Regions from separate parts of the Homo sapiens genome. Here region 1 is linked to region 2. A link is a loop called in an ENCODE intact Hi-C map of the cell type or tissue named here. Cell type or tissue: heart left ventricle. All regions are shown on one strand. Links, peaks and the distances in the headings refer to the core of each region. The heading gives the core; the rest is flanking DNA. Region 1 holds the start of HMGCLL1 (3-hydroxy-3-methylglutaryl-CoA lyase like 1). Region 2 holds the start of BMP5 (bone morphogenetic protein 5).

Evidence for each region. A loop is a pair of places that touch in the nucleus more often than their neighbours do. Peaks named below come from ENCODE experiments on the same cell type or tissue, not always from the same donor. Only the 100,000 strongest peaks of a DNase experiment are listed, where the experiment ranks them.
Region 1: a loop joins it to region 2, with 2.6 times the contacts of the local background. A loop is called at or near these places in 4 of 110 quality-filtered maps.

What each region holds. Positions count from the first base shown.
Region 1 is chr6:55,574,398-55,585,020 of GRCh38, forward strand. It overlaps HMGCLL1 (3-hydroxy-3-methylglutaryl-CoA lyase like 1), which reads right to left and starts at 4,795. Exons shown (of 9, transcript NM_001042406.2): 1 at 4,551-4,795. The coding sequence starts at 4,658. In heart left ventricle, for the core only: no CTCF peak of the experiment used is centred there; a DNase peak (open chromatin) is centred at 4,744; H3K4me3 peaks cover 2,725 bases; H3K27ac peaks cover 2,183 bases; H3K27me3 peaks cover 684 bases.
Region 2 is chr6:55,868,886-55,879,508 of GRCh38, forward strand. It overlaps BMP5 (bone morphogenetic protein 5), which reads right to left and starts at 6,705. Exons shown (of 7, transcript NM_021073.4): 1 at 5,491-6,705. The coding sequence starts at 5,980. In heart left ventricle, for the core only: no CTCF peak of the experiment used is centred there; no DNase peak of the experiment used is centred there; H3K4me3 peaks cover 4,447 bases; H3K27ac peaks cover 193 bases; H3K27me3 peaks cover 258 bases.

The sequences.
Region 1 (10,623 bases), core at 946-8,945, 300 kb before region 2:
CAGAAAATGAAGTTAAAGAGTCATATTTGCATTTTTAATAAGTTGTAATAGTACTAATATATTATTTTAATAAGCCACGGTTGTATGTTGACATCTTATAGACAGCAATTAAGGGTATAGTAAAAAAAAGTATATCACTAACATGTCAATTCAGGGGGAAAATGAGAAATTAAAATGCTACATGATTTCAAAAGAAGCTGGAAAAGAATAAAAAATGGTAAGGAGACAAATAAAGAATACATGAGACAAATAGAAAACAGTATGATGGCAGTTTGGTCCCTGTCTGAAAATTCCTCCTCAATCATCCTAAAATATTTAGTAAATGTACTAACAACTACACAGTTGCAGGCCAAAAGTATAAAGATACATTATCATCTTATTACATTTAAGCAGAAATATAATACATTTAAATTCCAGAGACCCTTTAGCACCAAATAACTTTACGCTGAATCATAATTTTTGCTGACAGCAAATGTAACACAAAGGATCAGAATCGAATGTAAAATAACTATAAATTTAATCTCACATAATCTACTACTTTATTTTAGAAATATAATAGGTTTGAAACATTATTTATATTAGAATTTAGGTCTTTGGAAATTTTATTTTTGCAAAAGGGCATTAATATGTGAAGAGATTTAGTTATTGCTTAAGGAACACTTGAAAATCAAAGGGGGATCGCTTCACTAGGAAACTTAAATTTAATCAAAACTTTAAAACATGCCAATTAAGCCAGCTTCATTATACTCTTTTTAACAGAGACAACTACAGAAAATAAAACAGGTCCTAAGAGATAGCTTGAATTACAGAATGAGCAATTTCAACCTCTTGGTCTATTAAGGGAATTTTCTGCAAAACCATTGTCATTAGCAAAAACAGAGACCCACATAATTTAATTAGTGGACCTGTGATAGAATAAGCCTTTCATTCATATTTATTCTTTTTATATTTGATAGTACATTGTTAAACTTCTAATATGTATATGTGTATATATTCATACACACAATATTTAATTTAAGTCTAATAATTCATCAGGGATATATTATCTCTAATATGTAAGCTGAAAAATTAAGGTGTGGCCATGCTCTTGCACACACAAAACCATGGAATAAGTTGGTAACAGAAAAATATCGAGGTTTTCAATATTCTATTGCACACACATAATTATTTCAAAATACAGAATTTTCTATCTGTTCTAACTACAATCAAATTATTTCATATTACAGGAGTCAGGTTTATTCATGATTCTCTCTGCCAGATTCAACAATAGAGAATTAGTTAAGCTCTCTGCTGTGTTGACAGCCTCCAGAAACCATTTTTACCTCATCTCTCCATTAAACTACTATGAGGTCCTATGAGACAAAAAGGTGAGAGAAAAACAGTAATAATATTCATCGATTGGTGCTAAGATCAAACTCTATACCATGTCCCCATTCTCACTGATTTTGTATTCACTTAGCAAATATTTATCATGATGCTACAGTGTGCCAATCATTTTGTTGGACCTTGAACAAATGCTAAGAAGAAGTCCATGGTCTTCATGGGCATGTGATGCTTATGGCCTATAAGGGAAAACATTAATTCATTTGTTCATTCAAAAAGTATTATTGGCCATAAAAAATTAACCAGACATTCTGATAAGTGTTGAGAATCCCGTGGTGAATTGCTTCCTTAGTTTTACTATGCTTAATATCTGCAAAGCAATTAAATATCAAGTAATCATGAAAATAAATATATAATGCATATTATCTACAATAGGTTACTATGCAATAGAAGTCTAACAAAAGCTGCTGGCATGGAGAGTCTGGGAGAGATTTCACGAGAGGGTAACATGCAAGTTGAGGGCGGAAGATTAATTAGAAGTTAATTTGTTGAAAACAATCTTCCTAGCAGAGAGGAAGGTAAGCAAACACTGTGGTTCCAGAGGGAACACAATTTATTATAGAACTCAAAAAAGGCCACTGTGGCTAAAGTGGCAAGAACAAAAAAGAATAGCTTAAGATGATGTTGCTGAGAGATGCAATGAAAAGATCATTTGAAGTTTAGAAAACACATTAAAAGTTTTGGTGTCCACTCTTAAAAGCAATGGAAATTCACGGATGGTTTTGAAACAGAGAAATAGCATTATTTTATTTGAAATAGGGAACACTTTCCAATTAGCTATATAGGCATTGGGTTGAAGAGGGATTCCTGGAAAGTAAGAAGACTACTGCAACAGCCCAGTCATCCATATGAGAGATAATGCCATTTTAAAATTGATTGGTGCAATGAAGTTGGAAAAATAGATTTGAAAGAAATTCAAGAAGTAAAATTGCAGGACTCAGTGATACTTTGGGTGTGAGGGAAATGAAAGAAGATAGTTTCTGGTGTATGGCTCATAGAACTGAATAAATTATACTGGCATTCCCTGCAATAGGAAATATTGCAGAAAGTCCAGTGTTGGAAGAAGTAGAACATTAATAAAATTTTGAAAATGTTTGAGTTTGAGTTGCTTTTGAGATACCTAAGCGATGATGTCAAATGAGCAGCTGAACATCTGGACTGGAATTCAAGAGAAATAGGGGAATGTAAGTCTAGAAAACACTGGTACACAAACAGTAATCAAATCAGTGAGTGTAGATTGTCACTCAAACTCACACTAGGAAGAGTGTAGATAGTGATGGGGCATCTGGATATTTACCCAGTGGATACAAGCCACCGTGCCTGCCAAGGAGACTGAGAAGCCAGAGACATCGGGCTGAAAGCAGTGAAGGTTTGTTAGAAGAGAAGTCTAGGAAGATAAAGTTCAAAAAGCCAAGTGTCAGATGTTAGTGCTGCTGTGAGTTCAATTACGATAAGATAGAAAAAATCACAATTCAACAGTATTGGAACTAAAACAGAATTATTTTTAAAAATTCCCGAGAACACAAAAAGAAGCATAACTCTGGAGGGAGCAAAGGGCTGGACTAAAAAAAAAAAAAAATTTAAAATCTGTACTTGAGAGACAAATAAGAGTTTTCTAGGCAAAGCAGTTGGTGGGTAAAAAGGCAATATTTAGAGAAGGGCTATTATATCTTCAGAATGGGCCAAAAAAGTCTTCATTAAGCTGATGAATGCCCCAGAATTTTATTTCTCGGGAATCCTAGTCATTTTCATTTAACCTGCTTCCATATCTTAGCAGGGCAAATAAGACATCCTTACCTGCAACCAATCTTCTATCATTGTCCATAAAACCCACAAAATGTGTAAATCAGAAAATAAAGAGGGAGAGAGAAATATAATATTCACTCAAAAAGAAAAATCATATAAACTCTCAGACTTAGGAAATATAAGTTAATGGTTCCTGATTAAATAACAGACTGAATTTAAAAAGTCAAGAACATTAAGATAAAAGTTACATCAGGAAGGTCAAAATAGAAGGTAGGAAAATTAAATAGACATATTAACATGTGGGAAGATAAAGGATAACTTTTCACCTCTACCACTGTCATCAACAGGTTTTGAGTTAGATGACCATGGCCATCTTTTAAGTAACGAGAAACAAAATATCTTCTAAAGAACACAAATGCTGAATTCCAATTTGTAAAGATAAGATTGCAATTTCACATATGATACACTAAACTGAGAATACACAATAGAAAATGAATATTTTATATTAGAATAGTTGATTTAAATCCACATGGTACAATTATGCTTAATGACTAAAATATTACAATAACAGAAGTTATTTTGTTCACTAGTCGAATCAGAAATAATCTTGTATCCAGCACCTGTAATTTAACAAGAAGTCCTCACAGTGCTCCTCCTTTATTCCATGTTTCAACATTTTCATAACAATTATCAGTTATTTAATATTTTGTGGAATTTTAGATTTTCAAGTTTTTTAAGGAAAAAGTTAATTTCTTTATACACCTTTTCTTTATTTATCTGACACTGGTTAAGAGTGCATTAAATCATAAGTATATGAATAATATTAAGTTGCCTATTGTCTTAACATGCCCTTTCAGGAACAATGTGGGAATAAATTTTAGTCTGAAATTGCTGTTATTTACACTTTCTTTCAAGTTTGTTGAAGCACAAATACATTTGGGATAATTAATGTTCTGATGGATTATTTCATCCTACTATGTCTTCTTAACCTTCTACCGGTTTCATTCCTTTTTCTGCCTCACATTGTGACAAATTTGTAGTCTTTGTTACACAGTACAAGGAGCACTGAGAATAAGGGCGGTATCCTTGAAGGAATACCTATGAATACAAATTGTATTACGTAATGCATCCCTTTCCAGGAAAACACAGAGAAGGAATTCTTTTCTTTAGGCGACCAGCAAATGGTCACAGGCAGGGATTTTGCAGGGTCTGATCTGTAGAGGCGGGTCGATACATTCACCGAAGAGAGATAACGGGAAACCGTTTAAGGGGTGCGGCCTAACACGACAGAACTGCTGCGGGAAGGGTCCTGGGGTGAGGAGGTGACATAAAGGGAGGAGGGCACCAAGAGGTTGCAGGGAGAGAGGCTGGCTGTCAGTGTGCGCATGAGGGTGGGGACACCCTGGGCCGCGAGGTGGTACCTGCGCGGGGTCGAGCGCCCCTGCCACTGAATCCCCGATCCAGAGATGCTCCCGGAGAAGCTGCTGGTAGCTGAGGCAGTGCTTCACCGCGGATGGCACATTCCCCATGGCGGAGCCTGGGGCGGCAGTCGGCGAGGGGAGGGAGACTGGAGGAGGATGAGGGGCGGGCACCGCGCTGGGAAACTGCGCCAGCTCGGGAGCGCGCCCCTCCGGTGCACTGGCTGTGAGGACCAGAGCTGTTCTGCGCACTGCGGCGGCGCCGAGAGGGCGGGGAGTGGGGCGTGGCAGGTGGCCGCGCCTGGGGCAGCGGGTGCACGGGGCACCTGCGGGAATCGACAGAAATGCCGAGCACCTGAACAGGAGAGAAAGGAGCTGAGCCAGAGGATGTCCAGGGGTGTCTCATTTTCCGCACTACACTGAGCGCCCAGGGCTGACTGTATCTTAACGTGCCCACCTACTTCTCACCTGGCATAGATCAGGTGTAGAAGAAAAGGGGTCTAAAATAAAAGGAAGGGGCGTGAGTGTTTATGTTGATGAGTTCGTTCATTCCCAGCTGCAGCCTTGGGTGCTCAAGTGTAGATTTGCCTACCGTTGAGCTCACGGAGTTTATGCTTTATAACAATAAGCTCTATTTAAAAATGTTTTTGAGGCAATCAGCAAGGTTAAAACATATCCAACAGTCTAATGAAAAGGAAAAGATAGTCTTAAATTAGGTTACATGTCAGAGGTACTCTCAGAGGTACGTTCCTAAATGAGAGGTAAGCTGTAAGTTGGTGCTGCGGTTAAGCGCTGAAATGGAACTGCGTGTTTAAAAGTCTCATGGCACAAAATTATTAAAGCCCTAAGGACTAGATTTATCCAAACGGAAAATTCTATACAAGTTCTTAGGATATTAGAATTGGAGACATTTTTAGTGGAAGAGAGGGTTTGAAAAAATAGCCTTCGAGCAGACCACCGGCCTACCTTCCCCCCCTCACTTTCACATGTAAACTTACGTGTATTGTCACACCCTAATAATCTTCGCAGTGGGTTCAGTGGTTTGCAGCTAAAATGACATAGTCATCAAGAATAGTCTCGTGCAGGATACCTAGGGTCTTCCGGAGACCCAGCCAGGGTGTCCATGGCCAGGAATACGCATCAGCCCTGGTGGCTGATGGAGCAAATGTAAACCAGGAGCCAACCGATGCACACCGTAGTATAAACACACAGAAGAAATTTACCATTCAAAGTCAAACCATCCTTACCACTTGTGTGTTGCATGGGTGGGGGTTTGGGGGGTGGGCAGTGAGACTTCCACAGGTAATAAAAATAAATGGGTTAAGGGAGGAAAAAGACAAAGAGTGGAAGAGAAATCGTGTAGATCCTTCGGTAAAACTGCACTAGAAAGGGCAAAGAGGATGAGGAGGTCATAGTCTTCTTCTCACAGTTAACCAAGGATTTTTTTTTTCTTTTTTCTTTCTTTTTTTTTTTTTTTTTTTTTTTTTTTGAGACGGAGTCTCGCTCTGTCGCCCAGGCTGGAGTGCAGTGGCGCGATGTCGGCTCACTGAAAGCTTCTCCCCCCAGGTTCACGCCATTCTCCTGCCTCGGCCTCCCCAGCTGCTGGGACTACAGGCGCCGGCCGCCACGCCAGGCTAATTTTTTGTATTTTTAGTAGAGACGGGGTTTCACCGCGTTAGCCAGGATGGTCTCGATCTCCTGACCTCGTGGTCTGACCTCCTCGGCCTCCCAAAGTGCTGGGATTACAGGGGTCAGCCACCGCGCCCAGCCGGATGTTTAACCTGGAGAACATTCCCTGAACTGCTAAAGTGAAGTTATCCAATTCCTGGATGCGCTTAAAACTCTGTAAAGCACCAAAACTCCGGTTGTTATTTACCTAAGCATGACTATCATATAGGTGTACATTCATAGAGCTAAATCTATTAGCTGTACCAGCAGAGCTCAGCTGTTAGTTATTGTTCCACTGCAAGTGAAATGGACGGTACTGGTTATATCTATGCTTACTATCATTTTTCTCTCTATATTTAAATTCTGCAACAGGGAACATGATATTTAAAAATAATTTTAAAAGATCCAACTTCAACAACAATAATTTAACAAGGCAACCTTCATAATGGAGTCAACAATCATTCTAAACCTCAAAAAGGATTGGCAATTAAAATTGAAGTCTAAACTTTTGGAGAATAAGACCTCTAAGATAAGTCAGATATGATATGATCTTCTGCTACTAAGAACAAGAACATTTAGGGAAAAAAAAATTATTGCTTAATCGTTTTCTAAATTAAAAGGGTCTGAAGAAAATTTCATATACCAATTAGTTGACCATAGTGATACGTGTTTTTTTACAGAAAAGTCTTATAAATATAAAAGTATTTGTTTTTTATTTTAATTCATATCATATGGAAAATGCTATGATCTCAAATTTTTAAACAAAATTTGTACAAATGCCAAAATCTTAAAGACCAAATATCTTAAGAATGTTTAATCTAATGAATAAACAGGAGTTAAAATAGATGTGATTTTACTGGTAAGTAAAGTTTGGTGTTAATTTATGAATGCTTAAAATTTATACATTTGAAAAGCATATGTTTTTGTACTTAGTATTAATGTACATCTTTCTGTTCTGATTACTCAAATAAAACATTTTCAATATGTACCCCTGTTCTAAAAAGCTCTAGATAAAATGAGAATAAAAAGAAGTTTGTGGAAGGTTCTATAGTTCTCTCTTGCAATATAACAGGTTAGAAGCTTGGGCTCCATTAGAAAAATAAAGAAACCAGTTGTTAAAAACTACGAAGTGAGTAAGTGCCATATCCTGCATCTGCACTCTATACTATGCTTGCTGCATCATATGACTAAGCCATTTTTATTTCATTGCATTTTACTCACTCAAGCAGAAGAAGATACGAACATTCACCTCAAATTAAAGTAAATTTTCTGTTTTCTCTAGTGACTTTATTAATGATTTTACTATGTACAAAAGCATTCAATTCAACCTGTCTCTCCTGAATTATTCTTGACTTCCTTCTCTCCTTAATCCCACCAATCTGTCAACAAGTGATTTGAGTTAAATATCTTGGACTCATCCCTTGCTCTTTTTCTTTTGCTAAGAACTTCTCTCTGCTCCACTTCCTATCTGTTTGACAAGCAACACCATAATGCAGTGGGGAAGGGCCTAAGAGTTGGTTCTAGATTATCTATGATGGGAGCCAGGTTCTAACAGGGACTGAGTGACCCTGGACAACTTTGTTAGCATCTGTATCCACATGTGTAAAAGGGTGACAATAACAGTTCTTACTTGTTGCCAAAATTAAATGACAGAATATATAAAGTGTTCAACATTTGGTCTCTGGCATGTTGTAGGCAGCCAGCAAATGTTAGCTATTATTATTATTAATACAGTAGTCTGGCTTCCTGGGTGATTTTGCACTCAACAATTCATACTGTATAGTCTGAGAGATTTTGAAAATATATATCTGATAAACATTTCTGAACTTAAAATTCTTAGAGGTGTCCCATAACCTCTGGGGGTGGGGGTAAGTCATATTTCTTAAAAATGGTTCAATTAATATTTCATGAAGAGACTCTTAGCAGTCTTTGCAGTCTCAACTCCTACCCATTTTCTAAACTTATCCATAACTTCAGCAATATCAAATTATACATGTTTCCCCAAGTTTTAGGATTATTTCATGTCCTATCACTCTAATTATGTTTCTTATTACAGCAATTTTGAGAAATTCAGAAGATACATAAAGATATCAATGAAGACACCTAGTGTTCTAATTCTAGAAACATTTTAATACATTTTATTTCAGAGAGAAAAAATTAATATTTCTTGTATATACTTTTTGTTTTTCCCATTTTATTTTATTTAAATTATTTGAAACCATGATGCTATTGGCTGTACGATACCTGTATATATGTATACATATATGTATGTACACATACACACATATAATCAAAATCATTTCTTATAATAAGTTTCTAAAGTATAGCATGTTATTTATTTTTTGAGAGAAAAGTAGGTAGCTAGAAAATGATCATACGAATCTTTGTATGTATAATTAATTAATTTGCCAAAACAGCATGACGGTGGAAATCCTCCACTATAGTTCTGTTTCTGTCAATTTCTCTTTATATTTTTAAAGTTTTGCTTTGTATGTGCAAAGCAAATACATATACAAACCAAATTTGCATGCTTGGTAATTTGCTTATGTAAACTTATCTTTGATGAAGCCATTTATTTTTCTTTTTTTTATTATTATTATACTTTAAGTTTTAGGGTACATGTGCACAATGTGCAGGTTTGTTACATATGTATACATGTGCCATGCTGGTGTGCTGCACCCATTAACTAGTCATTTAGCATTAGGTATATCTCCTAATGCTATCCCTCCCCTCTCCCCCCACCCCACAACAGTCCCCAGAGTGTGATGTTCCCCTTCCTATGTCCGTGTGTTCTCATTGTTCAATTCCCATCTATGAGTGAGAACATGCAGTGTTTGGTTTTTTGTCCTTGCGATAGTTTACTGAGAATGATGATTTCCAATTTCATCCATGTCCCTACAAAGGACATGAACTCATCCTTTTTTATGGCTGCATAGTATTCCATGGTGTATATGTGCCACATTTTCTTAATCCAGTCTATCATTGTTGGACATTTGGGTTGGTTCCAAGTCTTTGCTATTGTGAATAGTGCCACAATAAACATACGTGTTCATGTGTCTTTATAGCAGCATGATTTATAGTCCTTTGGGAAGCCATTTATTTTTCTATAGGAATCTTTCATGGGTTATTGAAATATTCCTAAAGGATGATTTTACTTTTGCTTCACTGGGATATCTAATGGATTTAATTTGGTGGTGCTGAGATTTGTTTTTGTTAACATCTTAGCTTGGAGTCTCATAACGATATAATAAATATAGAACTTAAAATCATGCATGATGACACTTGCTTTCAGTCTTCTTACGGAGATTTACTTTCTCAACCACAGAACCAGGTGACCTTTTTTTCATCTCTCATATATGGAATGGCCTTTTGAGACCAATGGTTCATGTTCATGGCCCAGTTAACTACCATACTTACATGGCCATTTGCTTAAATGTACTCTTCCATTTGGTGCTTAAGACCTCAGATCCTGACTAGCAAGGCCTGTGCCTTCTTGTGAGCCTCTTGGCAATATTTAGCTTCTGAGAATGTTCTTGATATCAGTAGTTTGAGGGGAGGGGAAATAATCTCCACGATAAGCTCCATATTTAACAGAATTCTTACTTGAAATTTTCTCTGAGTATTATATTTGTTCCATAATTTTCAATGTATTCTGGAGTTCCTATCACTTCTATAAATAAAGACAGGGAACAAGAGATGCTGAACAGAATGAAGAACACTGGATTTAACTCAGAGCCTGAGGATCTCATGATATGGTTCTGATGTCTTGACTAATCCACAAGAAAGAAAACTGAACAGAAGCCACATGCTCTACACTTACTCCCATTCTTCACCCTATCTCTTCTCTGTATAAAATGACCGCAATAAATTACTACCATATAATAAATTACAGGGTTGTTGGCACTGTCTATATTCTAGACAAAGGGTCTCAAAAACAGAGTGAGGAGGGATTTGTGTTTCAGAGATCAATCAACGCCAAACTAGGCAGACTGACTATACCAATTGTCTCGAGTGGGAAGTACTTGGGTGAGAAGGATCTAATTAAAACAGGTTGCTATCTTGTGAGTTTCTTTGGTCCCAGAGATGGCTATTTGAAAGTCTCTATGCTGACAGCATGGATAGAATCAGAAGCAAGTGAACCAATTGAAGTTCTTATAGTAACAAATGCCAAACTGACATGTAGCCAAGATACCTATTGGGCAGGGATAAAAGACACATATGGTGAATCTCAAACAATGATTCCATAGAACTTTGGTGAGCATTACAAGAGTGATGTGGTACAGCCTTAAACAATAAAAAAGAAACAATGAGAACAACCTGGCTAACAATACTAGATGATACCTAAGGGGAAAAAAGCTTTCATCATATCAGTTTTATTGCTGAAAATTTTAGATAACTTCTCACATAT
Region 2 (10,623 bases), core at 1,750-9,749:
TCTTAGCCAAGGGTATTATTTTAAGAGATGAGCAAATGGGGAAACCCCACGGCCCAGCCAATAAAATATGAACTTAAGGTGCAAAGAAGCACTCATAAATATTACTTAGAACAAGGGATTCATTGTTTCTCTCCAACCCTTTCAGTGGTTCCTCTGATCTCAGCCCCTCTCCTGTGCGTCAGGGAAGCCTCTTCCTTTAACCTGTGGTTTTTTAAAGCTGAGCTACTACATTATTTATGACTGTAAATGTGAGTAGCTTGTCTGTATGCTCCTTGTACACACATACTGAGACAACCCCCTCCTTCCCCACTTCGGTATTTTAGTGTGTAAGGATGAAAGGGTTTTCCCCTCGAGCTGATGTGGTTGGGGATGTTGAATTAGCTGCTGTTTGGTATGAGGTAGACTGAGGATTTCCCAGCATCTCCTCCACCTGTACAACTGAAAAACCAGCCTTTAATGACTCATTTCATTCCTTTTCTTTCTTTCAGGCTCTTTTTCAAAAATATTTTCTTTCTTTCTCTGTCTCATCCTTATTCCTGTATGCCTCTATATCTCACTCTTCGTCTCTTTATTCTTTCTCATTATCTCTTTTCAAAAAAAAATAATTTCTTCATGGAAGTGACAGAATATTAAATAAGGATAATAAACACAAAAGCTTTTTATAAACTAAACAGGAATGGCATGTTTGATGAGTGTTATTTTTGTTCATTGTTGATTTCTTTTTCTTTCTTTTACTTTTCTTGAAATTTTCCCTTTTAAATGTTATTTTATAAAATAAAGGCAAAACACAATTAAATTCTGTCAATGGGATCCTTAGGGAGAGATGAGGAGGCAAAGAAGAATGGGATGATGGAGAAACAATTACAGGGGATGGCAAGAGCCAGGGCAGCTCTGATGCCCTGGGGAGCTTTTCTCCCAGTGGGTGGAGGCTGCAGTTGGCACATCATAACCTTTTCCTTCTCAACTGGAGAGAAAACAGGAGAGTGTACCTCAATTCTCAAACTGTAACTAATTGATTTTCAACTAATTTAAGCCTCTAGCAAACCAGGACGAAAGGCAGACCCCAGGAAGTGTGGGAGTGGTAAGGAGAGGGGTGCCAAGAGAGCCTGGGGCTACAGAGACCAAGAACAAGGAGGAAAGGCCAAAAAATACTGGGATGAGAAGGGAGGAGGGAGAGTGGTGATATTACAGAAAATGGAAGAATGAAAGGGAAGGAGAGGTGGCAGCTGAGGCAGTCCCAAGTCCTTCTTAGTTCCAGCTAATACGTCTCATTAAACTTTTAAAATTTGATATTTGTGAGTAACCACTACAATTTGAAAAAAAAAAAAAAAGCATTTAATTAAACTATGATTATAACTATCTCTGGCAACCCAGAGTTTGTCTGTCATGCCAATCACTTGATAATCAACCATCTTTAAAGGAGAAAAAGAATCCCGTTGGTCGTGATTATGAATGTGAAGTGTTGTTGAAGAAGAGAGAAAAAGGTCTCCTCACTCAGCAATATTTTTCTCTTCAAAAGTTAAAACTTTTACAGAATGATTGTTGCTTTACCCATTATTAGCATTAGTTACTCCAGGCATAATTTATGAATATATACTATAATGGCTTTATATTATCTTTCCTTCCAACCCATCCCCCTTCAAAAAAAACTTCCATGTGTTTATGGGTGTGTTTATGTTACACAAGTGTTAATAACTCTGTTGGAGAGACTACATAGATAGGCATCTTTAGGTAGATTTGTATATAAATTACTTTCCACTGGGCACTTGATTCAGCCAAAAACAATAATAAATTATCAATGATGTCTTTCAAATCTGTCAACTGAGAACATAAAGCATTTTTTCCTTCCAGTACCAAGAGAACTTAATGATTAGGGTAAGTAGGCAAAAAAGGTTTAGTTTTTGAAAGCGTTTTTCTTTCATGATAACAGACTAAATATGTTTTTATATTTAAAAAATTTAACAACACATTTAAATACTTTTGTGCTTGGAATTAAAACGTATTCTTGAAATACATCTAAGAGAAAAACCATTAATAAACTCAAAGTTCAACTTTTTCCAGAGGAATATGTAGATACAAAGAATAATATAAAAGTAATTTTCCTGTTTTTACTTCCTCTAAAACATCTAGTGTTATGTCATTATGGTGATAATGTCACCAAGTAATCAAATAAAATTGGCTTCTAACTAAAAGATCTTAGAAATACACTACATGTTTTATTTGTGTAAACAAGAGATAAATATTGTAAGCAAATTATCTAATCATGTCTTTAACTTGTACTGGTATTTAATACATATACTAACACTTAGCACTTTTGACAAAGAGATGGTTAAAAAAGAAAATAAAACTAAACAGAAAAACATTTTTATTACTAACAAAATAATATTATATTGACCAAGCAAAAGTTCCACTGATATTCAACAGTTTTAGGGAAAAAGCAAAGAATTCAATCTGTAAAATTTAATACTATGAGACTGATAAAAGTGGCCTAAGAATAATGAATATGATCGAAGGAATATTTCTCTTCACACAGTTAATAATTTATATTTGTTTCTTCAAAATAAACGAGTCACTAAAATAAAGGTTAAAATGATATGTTTGGTTTCATATTCAGATGTCTGCATGCCTTAGGCAATTTATTTACTTTTTATTTTGCTTTTAGTAAATTCAAATCTATTTTTCACTTATGAATATAAAGCTAATCTCATCTGAATTTTAAACAGTAGGTATTCTGTTAAACATGATTCTGAGTTTGGATTAAGTTTAATTGTTCTTCGTGACCAAAACTATGTTGAAAAAAGAATTTCTGAATGGCAAGGTACCTGTGGAAAATCCATTATTTGACTTGAAAAGGACAACACACAAGCATTTTTTAAAAGGATGCTACTAGATCCTTTTTATATAATTCTTCTAATTATGGGAAATGTCAACAGATTCTTTTCACATATTTAAATATCCAGGTGACTTCCTCAATACAAATCCCTTGCCTACTACTAATGTGACTCATTTGTACTTAGTCTCAACTATATGCATGTCTTTTAAGACAGTGAAAAAATAAAATCTAATCCTTTTTAGTCTTATAAGAACATGAAATAAACTACAGGTAATATTTGCTAACGGATATTACATTTAAAAAGCACTGGCACTCTTATTGCAGCTAATAATGTTATTACACTTTCACCTTTTCTGAGTATGCTTATTTATTTATTTGATTATAAAAGAAATGCAAAAGTTGAAGCTTTTTACTAAGCAGTGATCAACTATAAATCTTGAATGTATTTGAAGGCATGATCAAAGGATAATTAAACTGTGGTTTAATTTTCCTTAAAGTCTACCAAGAAAAACTCACCTAGTATCAGAATCAGTTTGTCAGTAATTTCATGTAAGACATTTAGTTTGGAATTATTAAATAAAGAAGAAACAACATAGTTTGTTATTGAATATAAAGCACTACTCAGAAGTTCAAGCATGATAAAAATAAACACACAGTTTCTCTAAAGCTTATAGCTAATATTGTTTCTCTAGAGTCAAATGAATAATTGTATTTCTTCATATAGGCAATAAACTAATAAACTGCTATGTTATTATAATCTGAACAATGTAACCAAAATGTCATTTATTTTTAAATGTGTTTCTCAATAATAAAAAAGTTATAGGAATCAATGAATAAAACTATTATTGGTTTTGACTTTCTTACTCTATGTAGATTTATAAAAAGTAAACACATAAATCCAAAAATCATGCTTACACTTCTCTTGTGAATGATCAGAGCAATTCTAATAAAATATATTATGACATTCATGACTGAGCTATCGTTTATTAAAATATGTAACATACATATGCTTCTTTGTCAGATTTTAGATGATATGACCTGATTTTCTCAATGGTTTATGAATATATAAATTTTGCTAGGTTGAAATTTTTCTATTAAAATATTTAAACTACTTTAAATTCTTGAATAATACTTTAGAAATGTTACAAAGCAAAATGTACCACAAGCTACACTTGCATATCCCTTATACTAGGTAAAAGCAATCACATTAATTTGAAATTAAGCTATATTTTAATGACTAAAAAGTTCCATGTGAAGTCTGTTAATTATACGTAGAAGAAAAGGCCTCCAGGACACCTGATTAGTGCAACAAATTATGACTTACTCACTTAATAATGAGACCTTTGTCTCTAGCAACATAAAACGTACGATTTATTAAGTACCTTATCCTTCATGCTAGGATTGCTAAGAGCAAATGAGCAGAGTATATTAAGCAACATATATTATAAAAGCATCCATGTGTTATTAAGATTTGTTGATAATCTGACTTTTCAAAGAATATTTCCTTTGAGATGTTACATGAGGAAGTTTTTAATTAAGTGTTTAATAAAACATGTTAATTTTAAGTCAAAGCAGATTGCATTTTTAAAACAAAGTTCTAAAAGCTATAACATCATAAAGTTCTCAATTCTTCCCAGTGGATTAAATTTGTTGATAGAGTTTTTAATCTTCAAACATAAAATATATTCGATGTTATTTTCCTTTGACTGCCAGAGATAGTAAATTTCACCTTCAATTTTTACTAAAACATTTAAAGAAAACAACAGCCCTTATAAAATAATTTGAAATTGGTAATCCATAATATTATTGTGAGAGGGAATATTGGGAACTAAATTATCATTTGACATTATCAGTATTTAAAAACCACCATGAAGTACCAGCTACAACTAAAACATAATTTTAAAATTTTCTCATTAATATTGTTGTGGTTTACAGAAAATTTCAAATATTTTATCTCATATAGAAGGAAAATTTTGTATAGATAAAGACCACTAAAGCATGTTTTACATTTTTCTTGCCTGTGAAAAAAATCAAGTAGCTATAACATACTTTACTCATTACAGTTAAGAACTGTTAGATTGAAACTTTATTTCTGAAATATTTACTATAGAATTTCAGAATCCCTTCCTTGATTCCTTGATAGTAATCTTTTATGGTGCTATTCAATCTTGGTTAATTTTACCTCTATATTTTTACAGTAGTTGCCTCCCCTAGATGAGAGATTTTTAAGTAGTATGTGAATATATACTTACATGTGCTTTAAATCACTTAAAAAAAAAGTGCTTCCGAATGTCACTTTTACTTTCCCATCTGTAAGTGCTTCTTTTTTTTATTGTTGCCCATAGCATAGCTATCCTCATAAATTTCCCTGTTTTTAGACTATTGCCTTTGCATTCATATATTTAAGCGAGGTTGAAATTTTAACAAGATCTGAAAAGACCCACACTATAAGTGTTTAAATTTAACTATTCATATTAAATATATATATATGACTTTTTGCCTAAGGCATCAATGAAAGAAAGAAAACAGAAGCTAAACAGGAGAGTTAGAGAAAATGTCTTTATATAAACATGACCACCTACCAAGCAGCTCCTTTACCATTAGGGAAAACTTCCACTTTGTAATAACATAGATTAACAAACAAATGAACAACATACCTAAGTTGACAAAGCTCATGACCATGTCAGCATCATTCAGAAAGTTGGTATCATGGAGGCTGGCTAGAGGAGGACTCTGGGTGGTCAGAGGAGTCGTCCGAGATAACTGTATGCGACGAGGATACCCATTGGGAGAGGCTGGGTATCCCTTTCTTGCCCCTCTGGTCTCTTCTGCCAAGGATGCCCTTACTGAGTACTCCGACTCTTCAGGATTTTCTTCATTGGTCATGGCATTGTAGAGATCCAGCATAAAGAGAGGTGCAGAGGACGCTTGTTTTCCAGGTGAAAATGGTCTGGGTCTGTGAGGCAAACCCAAGATAGAGAGAATTTCCCTTTGTATTTCCCGTCTTTCGTGGTTCCGTAGTCTTCTATAAATAAAACTGGAGTGAACATGATTGTCTCCCAAACCTCCTTTTGCATAACCCACTAGAACCCAGCAGCTCCAGAGGAAACCCACAATACCCTTAAGTAAAAATACAGTCAGATGCATTTTTGTCCAAAAGCAAAAGTTGATATTTTTAGTCCTTCTTGTCCTCTTAAAAAAAAAAAAAACCTAAGGTTCTAGGAGGTACAGTTTCCCAGTAGCTGAAAAAACAAATTTACCTATTTTTCATGACAGTGACATTTCTGAGCACAACATCCTCACCGATTTTCCTGTCCTATTTTAAATATTTTGGAATATGTCAAGAGTAGTTATTTCTAAGAAAGCTGAAACTCAGATTTCCAATTATCCACAGTTGTTAAGAGTTTTTGCTGCATTGATGTAGCAGAAGACGGCTAATATTATTTGATCAGATGACCTATGCATTCCTATATGAATTTATGATAATCAGGCCTTTGGTATTTGAATTAGCAAAAGTTGATCTTCTGATAAACTGTAGTTCCCAAAGTAATCTTCACTTGCTTTTGAGTTCTTCTCAACCCTTGAGCTCTTTCCAAAACAAATCCTGATTTCTGAATCACAGATCTATGCTGATCTGCACCTTGGTGTTGGAATATATATCTGTCCGGCAGCTTGGTGATAACTTTAACATCTTTTGTGTCGTCTTAGTGTAAAATAATACTCTAGGTTGTACTATTCAAGTAAATGTGTTTCCCTGAATTTACTTGAAATCCTTCCTGTAAGTCCATTCAATCCCTTTCTCCTTCTTACTGTTAATTCCACCTCCAGCAGGCACAAATATACCAGCCCTCTTCAAGAGAGATCTAAAGAGTAGTGTAAGCACAACCCTGCTGGGAAAGAAGAGGCTTCTCATTGTAATTTGAAACTGGTAAAGCAAAAAGAACTTAACCCTTTTGCTACCAGAAAAGTCTCCATTTTCACAATTTTATAACCACGCATCTAACATGAAACAGTGATGCATGGGACATACAAATTCTAGGGGAAATAAAAGGCAGTTTTCAAGTAGTACACTGAAAATTTTGCCATCCATTTTACATAGTACTTCTTTAGATCTTTTTTCAGTGACATGTACTTAATACACTTCTGTATTAAGTCTCAGGTTGTGCCTAAGTTAGCTTGATGAATCTCGGTTCTGTATTTGAGATTATTTCTAGTTTTTGTAAGTCATTAAAATGCACTTCTTAAAAAATAAAAGGATGAGTTGTAAATTGAGGTTAATTCACTGTTTCTTAATGACAGCCAGATCCTTTTAAAATAAAATACAGCAGACAATTAATCACTAATAAATATATTCTAGCTGCCAAAATAGTAGTTGTAATAATTCAATAACAGTAATTAGATAACCTAGCTTTAAGTGTCTTTAAGTATTAAAATTTTAAGCAGAAAGTTGAAATACAAATATCCTAAGATGTAGTGTCATGATTCATAACTTTTAAGTTATTTCAGTTGAAATATACACAGACTTACAAATTAGATATTTCCCATAAATTGTATTCAATACTTTGACTTGTTTTAACCCATGCAAATAAACACAAATCAAATCGTCATGACTACATGCAGATTGAAATTTGAGTTTTTAAAATTTGATGGGTAAAATGGGGAAAATGCACACCTTTCTAAAATACCATACTTAATCCAAGGAAATGAGCAAAGTATGTGTTTATCCTTAATGTTTAATGCCTTTAAAATTTGGAAGTCTACAATGTTTTTGTGCAGCTATAATTTTCCTTACAGGCTCTCACTTAACCTTAGGGCTCACAATACTTTCATTGTCTGGGATAGTATGCTGATACCAATGTAAATTTATCGAGCAAATTCTAGAGCTGTTATGAAATTTTAATGTTTTTCCTTTACTCTACCTAGAGGCGCCTGGTTTCTTGTTTCTTTTTAAATATTTCCTCTGAATGTATAAAGAAAAGTCATATTTCTTAGAAGTCTTCAGTTATTGGTGAATGCAGAATACTGAAAGGGTTTGCAGAATCTTATTGTACGCATCATTTTCTTATACAAAGTTATTGCACGAAAACTTGATGTTGCTATTTAATATTTGCTTTACTGAAATTTAATTATTAATAGTCATGTAGGATGCCACAGTAGCAGATGCAAATGCTGACATACATGCAACACCCTTGTAAAATAGATATCACAAAGAATAGCAATAGTGCAGGTTGAAAGTAAGTTAAGAAATACCACTTCAAAAAGAAATAGTTTAAATGGCTAAAATTCTTGACATTGCTTATTTAACATCCAAACCAAACTAAGAAACAAAGTCAAATCAATTACTTCAAGACAAAAAGTTTCTCTGCATTTACAAAACATCCTAGATAAAGCAGGCTACAGTTCTCAATATTTTAAAATATATCATCAAAGTTATGAATTTGCTTCATTTGTCTCTAGAGCACAGCATAGAGTTACAAAGTAAAAATTTACCACACTAGAGGAAGAAACAACTCTTACTATCTTCCATATGTGTGGATTTTTGTTCTAAGATACATGTGAAAAATAAAAATGAGACTAGGCATCACAAGTCTTAAAAACTCATTTTCCCAAAGCATGATTTATAATATCAATCAGTGTAATTATAATTTAATTGTTTCACCAGGCATATAGCCTACCTCTATATTGGAAATCAGTTGCTAGTATTCTTAGTCAGAATATTAAGTAATCACCCTTCCCGCCGACCTTCCCTTCCAACTCAGACTAGATTTGGCAAACACTCATTTTTCAAAAAGATCAACTTGTGCAGTGAGAGAAAGAAAATAAAGAAAAAGCCTTCCAGGAATAAAGAGGAAATAGTAATCGCCAAACAAAAAGTCAGATTCATTTTCAATTAAAAGTATATGTATTTTACTCCATCATTTGAATTCTCAGGTAGACTTGTATGTGAGAGCAATTTGAAGGATAAAGTATTTTGCAACTGAAAAGTATAAACATTCCAAATTTCAGAGTATGTATTTAAAGTTGTATAAGGCATTGAACATACGGAATAAGCATATGCTGAGAAAGAAGACATGGGGACAGGAAAAACACCCAGGGCATCACAAAAATTGTGTCTAAAGATAAGCACATTTCAAAGAAAAAAAAAAGGAGCCTTGTAAAAATCTACCTTTCACAATGTAGTATTTCCCTGGGTATATCCTAATGTTAGGAACCTTCTGGTAAGGAACAGAGACAATGCAATTCATGTAAGAAGTATTTCTGCACTGTCATTCTTTCTGATCATTTTTCTCTTTCCCTCATTAAAATCTGACACATTTCGTTCATTGATATATAAACCAACTATGTCCAATCAACCAATTTTTTTTTTTTTGGCTTTTTAAAAGAAACTTGCTCTGAAAAAATTTGAAGCGTTTAAGTCTGTTTTGCTCACAAGGACCTTTCTATTTCACTTTTGGCTTTTTGTTTTTGTGTTGTTTTCTCCTTGAAAACATTTCTCCTTTCTCTCTATTAGGAGAAAAATCTCCTAATATAAAGATATGACTGCAGCGAAAGACAAATACCCAATATAAATGGCATCTGCTTTCTAAATTGTCTCTCAAATTAAAACAAAATTCAAAATCCTTTGAATGTAATTATAAATCTTAAGCAAAAGCTGTCTTAGATTGTATTGGAGGGAGTAAGAGGAAAGGGTGGAGATAAGGCCACTTAGAATGTTGAAGAGGCTGGAAGCAGTGGGATAATTTAGGGAAGGTATCACGTTCTAGAATCTTTTTGGTGACTACATGGACAAATGCATAACAAAGCAGCATCTATAGTATTAAATTGCTTCAGTTCACTCTCTTTGAGTGAAAAACATATAAATAGAGAATATGGTGTGGTCCAAAGGAAGGCAGAGCAGTGCTACACCACTACCATCTGACTTAGATTTGCTTGTTATAACCTGAAAGGGAACTGTAATCACGGGCAGCATAGGCTTTTTGTCCATCTTGATTTCTAGTTGTTAAGGAAGTCTTGGAAATGCATAATAAAATACAGTCACCAAAAACTTTTGAAATGTTTGGTATTATTTTTCATGGATGGTGACATTGCCGAATAGTTTTAAATGAACAGAAGATTTTTCAATATGCTTCATATTATTACATGTTCCTAAGATTGTTTTTATATTATTTCTTGAGAGCAAATGTTATCCTATCAATAGACTTAAGGACATAAAATTATTATTTCAATGTAGTTATTAATCAAGGGAGATTTCTACTTTTTTTCTTGAGATTTTAACTGCAATGCAAACTGCATGAAAATAAGGGCAGAATTTATTTTGGTCACCGGTGTAAAGCAGTACATATTAGTGGCTCAGTTAATATTTGTATAACAGTCTATTTTCTTAGCAAAGATGAACAATATTCCAGGGAATTTTTTAAGGGCAGGTCTCTCTGAAGTGATAGTTATAAGGATTCCTTAAGCTGATGAGTTGATGAATTGCTGCATCTCTTAGTATGCAGCCCCCCTAACCTTCTAAAGTTTCCTTTCATAAAGAAACTTGCCAGTTACACATCTTACCCCAGAGTTTTGAATCTAACTACAAACTTCTGTCAATACTAGGCAATTGGAATAACTCAGAAGAGAAAGCATTATATAAAGAATTACATTAGAACTTGCAAAATACCTCGGTCTCTCATTACAAGGACAGCATATTGAATTAAAGTAGCCCTTGGCCCAAATGAGCAACTTCTACTCCTGTCAGTTAACACCTCATTCCTTTGCACTGTAATTGCTTATTGTATGTTTTGTTT